Regions from separate parts of the Homo sapiens genome. Here regions 1 and 2 are each linked to region 3. Evidence: chromatin contacts called from ENCODE POLR2A ChIA-PET data. All regions are on one chromosome and are shown on one strand. Each heading gives the region's core, a stretch centred on a gene start or an enhancer-like site at or near the end of the contact. The rest is flanking DNA. Distances are from core to core; before and after follow the strand shown. Region 1 overlaps APBB2 (amyloid beta precursor protein binding family B member 2). Region 2 overlaps RBM47 (RNA binding motif protein 47). Region 3 overlaps APBB2 (amyloid beta precursor protein binding family B member 2).

Region 1 (3,034 bases), core at 59-2,558, 270 kb before region 3:
ATGTGTTTGAAAGTTTCTATAATAAGCGGAAAAAAAATAAGGGATAGGAGACATGGGTTTTGTTTTTAAAGAATTGAAAGAACTTTACACTGGAATTTGGGAGGCTCAACATTCTAGCTCTAGCTTTCTCTCTAATTACCTGTGTGACTTGGAGCCACTCTTTCAACATTTCTGGGCTTCACCTACTCTCCTGAGTAAATAAGAAGTTGGCTGTGTGGGGTCCTCATTGTCCCTGGTGTCTGGAATGTTGTACTTTATTTTTTATTTTTATCTTTTTAGAGATGGGGTCTTGCTTTGTCACCCAGGCTGGAGGGCGGTGGCACAATTTTAGCTCACAGCTGCCTCCAATTCCTGAGCTCAAACAATCCTCCCACCTCAGCCTCCTGAGTAGCTGGCACTGCAGGTGCCTGCCACTACACCCAGCTTATTTTGAAATTTTTTGTAGAGAAGAGTTTCGCCATCTTGCCCAGGCTAGTCTTGAACTCCCGGGCTCAAGGAGTTATTCTACCTCAGCCTCCCAAAGTGCTAGGATTACAGGTGTGAGCCACCATGCCCGGCTGAATGCTATACTTTTGAGAGAGACTTTGGGCTTGGACTCAGAGATTCCAGAATAAACGAGCAGTGTCTATGAAAGTCATGGTTTCACCCAAGCTGTATATTTGCCAAATCACAATTCCAAACTTACCACGTTTTTTTTTTTTTTTTTTTTTTTTGCCAGGGAAGAGGATCATAGCTGCAGCATTCTGTAATACATGCTGTCAGTTTGAGTTGGTGTAATTTCATTCTAAAGCAAAGAGGCATCATATCATAATTAGCTGGGGTAGTCTTATCCCCAAAGTTAATGCTGTGGGTATAATGATTAAGAGGTCAGGCTCGGGAGGCCACATTCACATCTCAGCTTAACCACAAGCTGTGTCACTTGGACAAATTACTTATCTACCTCCTTCCTTAGAGGGTCGTCATAAGGATTAAGTGAGCTAATGCATGCGAGGTGCTTAGGACAGTGTCTGGCACATAGTAATGGTTCAATAAGTGGTAGATATAATTTTCATTGGCTTTATTAGTTTGATTTATATTTTGGATTTTCAGTTCTTGTAAGGCATGTTGAGGTTTAAGCACATTTGTCATCCTTAGGCCACCCTTCCTCCCTCCCTCCCTCTCTTTGAGCTAGAAGTATATTGGAGAGCTCATTGCAATGTGAGATGAAAGAGGGTGAGAGGGAGACCAGGGAAGGGAGTTAGTCACCAAACACAGCCTCTTAGAGGTCATCCTGTCCCACCCTTCTCTTGGAGGCTGATGGATTGAGTCGCTGAGGGATTTGCCCAAGGCGGCCAAGCCCAGGGCATTAGTGGTGGAGCCGTATCTTGAACCTGGGTCTCCTAACTGCTGGTTATGTCTGCTGCAATCTTCAGCTCCCTGAAGTCTCCTCTGTCATTCTGATTGCTAACTAGAGTGCATTCTGGAGAGAAAATTTCCCTGCGTCTGGTTTATCTAATATTTAAAAAGTCATCTCTGTTAAGGAATCTCTGGTCATGTCCTATCATTTGCAGGGAGTGAAATGGGAATGTGCATGGTGTTCTTCAAGCACTCTGACTAATCACTTCATAAGCTATGGGCTTCCGTCATTTCCTTTCCAAGTCCTGCTGATCCCAGGCCCTTGTCTTCCCTGTCCAGGCCGGCAGCACCTGTGAGGCCCCGCACCCGTTCCTTACAGCCAGCTTGCCCTGGGCCCTGGATCACTGCATTACTGTTGTCTGAATCACCTCCGTGGCCTTGTTTTTCATCCTTGATGTTTTCCCAAAAGCATTGTTTCTCCAGTATCCGCAAAACAGCATCCTGTGATGTTTTCTTCTTCTTCTTCTTCTTCTTCTTCTTCTTCTTCTTCTTCTTCTTCTTCTTCTTCTTCTTCTTCTTCTTCTTCTCCTTCTCCTTCTCCTTCTCCTCCTCCTCCTCCTCCTCCTCCTCCTCCTCCTCCTTCTCCTTCTTCTTCCTTTTTTTTTTTTTGCCCTTAAGCCTATTGCTTCCTTCCTTAATGTTATTTCTTGCTTGCTTTCATTTTCTTTGGATGCTTCTATTTATTTTCCATTCATTAAGCTGCAAATAGGATTACAAGCTTCTTTTACTTATTCCAGGGATGAGATTGCAGTTTATAGACTATTCACATCCCTTTGCTTTTTCTGCAGCTTAGAGGCACTTTATAGCTCATGAAAATTTCCTAGTAAGGGAAAAGTAATATCTCTATAAGAATTGACAGATTACATAGTGATTTTATCAACAAGATAGGATACTAGGCCTAAGAGTTGAAAAGGTTAGATATAATCCTGGGTTTGAATTTGCATTCATAAACTGTAGTTCTTTGGACAAGTTATTTTTACCTTTTTCCATTTCAGTTTTCTCATCTGAAAAATGGGAATGTTAATACTCATCTCTTTGGGTTGTTGTCTTGGCAGATTTACTGAAGGAGTTAAGTAAGTCGGCTAATATTACTGTGTATATTGTGATCTTATTTGCGCTTCATAGAAAAATAGCCCTTTTGAGGTAGATAGGGTTATTTTCTCCATTTTTATCTGACTTTATATTAATTCATCTGTTCCCTTCCCTTCTTCCTTCCTGTTTCCTATCAGAGAGAGAGAGAAAGAAAAAGAGAGAGATAGAGAAAGGGAAAGGTCGATTTAAGGCTAATACATTTCTCTTGTACAGATGCAGCATTAAGGCCTAGTGAGTTTGAGACTTGCCCTACAGTCCTCTCTTGGAGGAGGTGGCAAGGTGGGAGTGGAGAACTCCTTCCTACATCTTTAAACTTCAGGTCTGATTGTGGTTCAGTACAACCTGAGAGGACCTGAGGGTGAGGTGGGGTGGGTGTAAAGCTACCCTTTTAGTCAGTTTCATGTCCTTGATTTGGAACTGTGTCCGGGATTCCTGAGCCCAGGTCATAGACTAGGAGGCAGGGTGGTGCAGGAGGCAGACACACCTGGGATGGAATCTCGGCTATGCTAGGAACCTCTCTGCTCCTCAGTTTCCTCATTTGTATAGT
Region 2 (3,265 bases), core at 752-3,251, 360 kb after region 3:
TTTGAGACAGAGTCTTGCTCTGTTTCCCAGGCTGGAGTGCAGTGGTGCGGTCTCAGCTCACTGCAACTTCTGCCTCCCGAGTTCAAGTGACTCTCCTGCCTCAGCCTCCCAAGTAGCTGAGACTACAGGCATGCACCACCACACCCAGCTAATTTTTGTATTTTTAGTAGAGATGGGGTTTCACCATGTTGGCCAGGCTGGTCTTGAACTCCTGACTTCAGGTGAACCGCCTACCTTGGTCTCCCAGAGTGCTGGGATTGCAGGTGTAAGCCACTGCATCTGGCCTCAGAGAGCATAATCTGTATTCCCTAGCAGCTGTTTTTACTATTGTTTTTCTTATAGTCTTCAAAGATGTATTGGGCTTTGAAAACCTTTTGGCTCCTAGGAAGAAGCTATTTCTGCTTGGTGGAGTCCTGTCTGAAAGTGAATTCTCTGTTTACACTGCCCCATTCATATCCTGTCCCATGAACTACAGCTACAGATCCTCTTTGTAACACTGCTCAGAATAGAAAGTTTAATTACTCTACCCCTAAAATTTTGCAGATTGCAAGAGGCTATAAGCTACTGGTATAGCCTAGAGATCAAGGGATCTTGTGTGGTGTTATGACAACTACTTCTATTTATATGTGATGTTCACTTTAAATATACACAGACATATCTGTACGTTAGTTGAAGGGGGTCTCAAAAATCTCATCTGACCTTTAATTAGACTCCAATAAGAAGTGGTTAAGACATTGACGTATGGGCCAGGCGTCTCAAAAAAAAAATGGAAAAAAATATTTAAAAAGAAAAAAAAAAGGAAAAAGAATAATATTTTTTTTAAAAAGGCCAGGCATGGTGGCTCACGCCTGTAATCCCAGCACTTTGGGAGGCTGAGGCGGGTGGATCATGAGGTCAGGAGATCAAGACCATCCTGGCCAACATGGTGAAACCCTGTCTCTACTAAAATACAAAAAATTAGCTGGGTGTGGTGGCACATGCCTGTAGTCCCAGCTACTCGGGAGGCTGAGGCAGGGGAATCACTTGAACCCAGGAGGTGGAGGTTGTAATGAGCCGAGATCGTGCCACTGCACTCCAACCTGGTGACAGAGCAAGACTCCATCTCAAAAAAAAAAAAAAAAAAAAAATGCCGGGCGTGGTGACTCACGTCTGTAATCCCAGCATTTTGGGAGGCTGAGGAAGGTGGATCACGAGGTCAGGAGATCGAGACCATCCTGGCTAACACAGTGAAACCCCGTCTCTACTAAAAATACAAAAAATTAGCCGGGCATGGTGGCTCCCACTTGTAGTCCCAGCTACTTGAGAGGCTGAGGCAGGAGAATCTCTTGAACCCAGGAGGTAGAGGTTGCAGTGAACTGAGACTGCGCCACTGCACTCCAGCCTGGGTGACAGAGCAAGACTCCATCTCAAAAAAAAAAAAAAAGATAAAAAAAAAAGAGAGAGATTGATGTATGGCAAAACCAAGGCTGGGAGTTCAGGCCCCACAGAATACCCAGGTCTAGAACTCCTGTCTTTGGAAGCTAATTCTCTTTTGTCCTCACCCCCCTGCCTCACTTAACGATATCTTTCACGGCCTTTCCTCTTCATTCGCACTACCATCTTCCTAGTTCAAGTCATAATGTTAATTCCTAAATTACTGCACTAGCCAGAGAAGGAGGAAAAAAACTGTAAGAAACCACATCAAAATGTCATCTGTGGTTGGTAGACATCTGATTTTAATTTTTTTATATCTGCTTTTCTGACATTTATACATTTTACATAATAAACAAGTTTTATTTTCCTAAAGGAAAAACACACATCATTACTGGCATAGCCTTCACCCTGGTATCTGAGCGCATGTCCATTGTACAACCTATCTGTGCCTAGCTATCAGAGTTGCCTTTCTAAAATGTGTTCTCCAGGCTCCTCTGAAACCCTCAGGGTGTCCTGGAATTTCAAAGTCATAACCCAGACCCACCCTTCCGCCTATCCCCTTATCTCCAACCACACCCAACCCAACCCTCTCTGCTTGGCAGGCCAGCATCCTCCTTGTCCTAGGACCAGGGGAGCTCCATTCAGCTCCTTCGCAGCTACTCTCCTCTATACAGAGAACCCCATACTCTTTGTCCTTTCCTCTTTATCTCTCCAGATGTTATCCTTTGAAGCTCAGCTAGTCTGTGGCCAGACCACCCTGATCACTCCCGATCTCATCTGAAGCTCACCTCAACTCCTTCCTTCTCCAGGTCACCTTTGTCACCTTTTTTAATCTGCATCGGGAATGGCAAACAGGTTTCGTTTTATGTAAACCAAGTCCATGCCATTGACAATGGTTGCATAGAGAATTCTATTTTATTTATTTATTCCAGAGTCTTACTCTGTCACCCAGGCTGGAGCGCACTGCCGCGATCATGGCTCACTGTAGCTTCTACCTCCAGGGCTCAAACAGTCCTCCTGCCTCAATTTCTGAGTAGCTGGGACTACACGCATGCACCCCCATGCCCAGCTAATTTTGTTTGCTTTTTGTAGAGACAGGTCTCACTATGTTGCCCAAGCTGGTCCCCAACTCCTGGGCTCCAAGGATCCTCCCACTTCAGCCTCCCAAGGTGCTAGGGTGGCAGGTGTGAGCCACCGTGCCTCGCCTTGCATGGAGAATTCTGAAAGCCTGCCCATGTTCAAAGGAAAAAGAGTCCTGTGATCATAGTGGTTTTTGCCATAGGCAAAAGAAGGAAAAGTGACAGAATGAATGTGACATATTTTTCATCCAGATTATAATAATTATTTTAGACCTGTGATGTCCAGTACGGAAGTCCCTAGCCACACATGGCTATTTAAATTCAGATTAAAAAGAAGAAAAATAGGGCTGGACGCGGTGCTTCACGCCTGTAATCCCAGCACTTTGGGAGGCCGAGACGGGTGGATCACAGGTCAGGAGTTCAAGACCAGCCTGGCCAATATAGTGAAACCCTATCTCTACTAAAAATATAAAAATTAGCTGGGTGCGATGGCGTGTGCCTGTAGTCCCAGCTACTTAGGAGGTGAGACAGGAGAATTGCTTGAAACCAGGAGGTGGAGGTTGCAGTGAGCTAAGATTGTACCACTGCACTACAGCCTGGGCAACAGAACGAGACTCCATCTCGAAAAAAAGAAGAAGAAAAATAATAATAATTTAATTAAAATTAAGTACAGAAGATGCTCCACCTAGAATTTTTAAACTTCATGATCGTCCAGGCATGGTGCCTCACACCTGTAATCCCAGCACTTTGAGAGGCCAAGGTGGGCGGATCAC
Region 3 (3,089 bases), core at 246-2,745:
GATAGCTTGTTATTGCTTTGTTGAAAATGGACAAGAGCATTGCAAAAGAGGATAAAAATCCCCGACAACAGAGAGGCGGCTCTCCTGAGCTTATGGTTCCATTTCTGAACATTCTGCTTTTTTATTGAGTCATGTGGTCCTCTCTAATGGGGTTGTTGTCTACCTTGGCTTATCACAGCCTTTGTCAACCAACGCTGGGCATTAGCGCATTTGATTCAGTTCCAAGACCTAAACCAGAAAGGAAGGATTATGGCCAAGTATTCATCAGTGAAAGAGTAAGCATTTATGCTAGAACCAGACATGAGAAATGGTCTGCAAAGGAGAGAGCTGAAGTGTCTTTCTTCTCACTGCCAATTGGATAAGCCTTCCTGGGAGCACAGTTGCATCTTTGAGCTTTCGTACCAGAGTGATGAATGATGACAGCTGGGCCAGATGCTTTGGGGGAATGGGTGGATGGATTATGTGCGCACACCTGTCATTCCCTTGCTTGCCAGAGCTGTAGCCCTGGAAAGATGCATGAATTGGTTAATTTTACGAGGAAGCTCTCTGGTGATATTTGGTCGTCATTAAAAACATTTAACTTTGGTGGAAGGTCCTGGGTGTAAGATGCTTGAGCTTTTCCTGGTTTCTGTCCTCCAAGTTTGTTTTTAAGGCAGGAGCCAAAGTGCAGAGCTTGTGACATTACATACGTGTGCGACGCAGGAGCGAAAGTGTGGAGCTTGTGACACTACATACGTGTGCGAGGCAGGGGCCAAAGTGTGGAGCTTGTGACACTACATATGTGTGCGAGGCAGGAGCCAAAGTGTGGAGCTTGTGACATTACATACATGTGCGAGGCAGGAGCCAAAGTGTGGAGCTTGTTACATTACATACGTGTGCGAGGCAGGAGCCAAAGTGTGGAGCTTGTTACATTACATACGTGTGCGAGGCAGGAGCCAAAGTGTGGAGCTTGTGACACTACATACGTGTGCGAGACAGGGGCCAAAGTGTGGAGCTTGTGACATTACATACTTGTGCGAGGCAGGAGCCAAAGTGTGGAGCTTGTTACATTACATACGTGTGCGAGGCAGGAGCCAAAGTGTGGAGCTTGTTACATTCCATGCGTGTACGAGTGGATGAGCTTGGGTTTTCCTAAGGTCAGATTGTCAGTGGATTGTATTGATGAGGTTTTCAGCTTACCCTAACTCTTTAAAGTGAGGCCACATGCTACATGTCTGGAAGGAAACAAATGATTCAAACTCCAGTTGACAAAATTATTCAAGTTCTCTGAGCCTCAGTTCTCTCATCTGTGAAGTGAGGATCATAATAAGGACCACAACACATACGTATATGTGCATGTGCATGTGTATACAGTAATCGGTTCAGTGATAGGGACATGACAGATGCTTAATGAATGTTAGCCCTTGATTTTTAAACACACGCTAGCAGATGCAGCTAATGACATGGCTTCCTTTTAAAGACAGTGGAGGTCGGAGAGGAGTCAGACCGCAGGGAGACTTGAAGTACGCTTGATCACGTGATCTAGAGGATGAGCGGCTGTTCCAGACCCTAATGAGTTCAGTTGTCCTACAAAGCAGGAAGAGCTTCCTACTCCCTGATGAAATCAGTGTGAATTAGGTTACATTGCCTTGGTTATGTTTTTGAAACGTGGGCTGTATTACTCATGTTTTTAAATCACTTCTTATTCTCACTCAGTGTCAGCAGATGAGTGTAATTTCGAAATACGCTCAGGGTTCCACATAGCTAGCAGGACCTCAGCGAGATCATGGGAGGGTTCCACATAGCTAGCAGGACCTCAGCAAGATCATGGGGTTGTGGCTGCCTTCAGCTGGATTGGCATGGAAACGGTAAATTTTAAAAGTGTGTTTGCCAGTGAAAGGTTCTGTTTCTCCCCATTGGTCCCCTGAGTTTCCATTCCCCAGAAGAAGGGGTCTTTGTACTCCTGCTTTTTTTACTTTCCTTTGCTTTTGATTCCTTTTTTTTTCCTTAACAGCAATTTACAAGAGCAAATTCAATTTGTAATGTTGCAAAGGAAAGGGCTTTTCACTTTGCATGAATAAAACATTTTTGCTTGCGAAAAAGAAGCCCATTTCACATTCTCTTTTGTAACTTTCCTTGCTGAGAAAGTGGAATCTCTTCAGGGATTTCTTGATGTGGTTAAAATGAATAAGAGAAGTGTGTATTATACCAGACATGAAGGGCGCAAAATCTTTCTGCAAATCCAGAGTGCTTCCCTGAGCCACGTAATTTCAGAAATTATCAAAGTATTTTGGATGTGACATTTTCTTAAGGCTTTCAAGTGGTTTTGATTTACTTGGAAGAAATTCCTTCGGGAATGAGTTTACTTTGCATGAGGAGGTGATTGGCTATGACACCCCCACTGAGCCCCCCAGGGTTGAGTTGGAGAGACCTCTTACTATGAACAGCACAAGGAGTTGAGTCACATCTGATACCAGTCTTCTGTGGGGTTTTGGTTGTCGCACAACTATGCTGAAGGCTTTGTCTTGTTGAGAGCCATGTCTGTCTTTATTACGGTGTTTCTTGGGGCCCATTTGCTTTATTGCCTGGCAAAGTGAGGGCTGCCTCCTCTTTCTTGGCCATAGTTGAGTTTTGTTCCCTTTGATCAGTGAGGTAAATGTCACGGCCCCTGGAGATGGAGGCTGGGGCAAGGGGTTTCATGAGCTTTGTCTTTCCAATCTAGTTCAGCCCCAGGAGCACCCAGGTTGGCCTGCTTTGCTCCTGCCTGCTGTGCAAAGGAGGACGTACGCAGGTGTGTGCACTGGGCCTTAGAACTGGCATTTCTGCCCTTGGCGACTGAGGCCAATGACCGAATGCTCCCTTTCATCTTGTCTCTGTGGGCCTGCCAGGCTACTGTCTCAAAGGTGAGTTTGGAGGGATGTCCCTACCCAGTTTCAGGGACCTGTGCTAACTTCCGGCCTCAGCGTTCTTCTTATTCACTCAGACCCTGGCGAGCACCTTCCTCCTTATTCTTTTACAGAAGTACCAAAGCCAAGCAAACATAATTTCTTTTGTTTTTTTTTTCTCTTTTTGAGATGGAGTTTCACTGTTGTTCCCCAGGCTGGAGTGCA

Evidence for each region. ChIA-PET counts read pairs that join two places held with the same protein, here RNA polymerase II (POLR2A).
Region 1: POLR2A ChIA-PET joins it to region 3 with 14 read pairs in AG04449. The contact joins two enhancer-like sites. POLR2A ChIA-PET finds 5 or more read pairs at or near these places in 2 of 52 experiments (AG04449 and AG04450).
Region 2: POLR2A ChIA-PET joins it to region 3 with 18 read pairs in A673. The contact joins two enhancer-like sites. POLR2A ChIA-PET finds 5 or more read pairs at or near these places in 2 of 52 experiments (A673 and common myeloid progenitor, CD34-positive).

What each region holds. Positions count from the first base shown.
Region 1 is chr4:41,158,850-41,161,883 of GRCh38, reverse strand. The region is part of intron 1 of APBB2 (amyloid beta precursor protein binding family B member 2); the gene reads left to right. Among named protein-coding and RNA genes, the nearest start is that of APBB2, 54 kb to the left of the region's middle. Within about 2 kb of position 1,308, at least 6 of the 41 ENCODE cell types and tissues checked have a DNase peak (open chromatin) inside an H3K27ac peak, as active enhancers do.
Region 2 is chr4:40,530,172-40,533,436 of GRCh38, reverse strand. All of the region lies in intron 2 of RBM47 (RNA binding motif protein 47), which reads left to right. Among named protein-coding and RNA genes, the nearest start is that of MIR4802, 30 kb to the right of the region's middle. Within about 2 kb of position 2,001, at least 2 of the 41 ENCODE cell types and tissues checked have a DNase peak (open chromatin) inside an H3K27ac peak, as active enhancers do.
Region 3 is chr4:40,886,442-40,889,530 of GRCh38, reverse strand. All of the region lies in intron 12 of APBB2 (amyloid beta precursor protein binding family B member 2), which reads left to right. Among named protein-coding and RNA genes, the nearest start is that of NSUN7, 140 kb to the right of the region's middle. Within about 2 kb of position 1,495, at least 2 of the 41 ENCODE cell types and tissues checked have a DNase peak (open chromatin) inside an H3K27ac peak, as active enhancers do.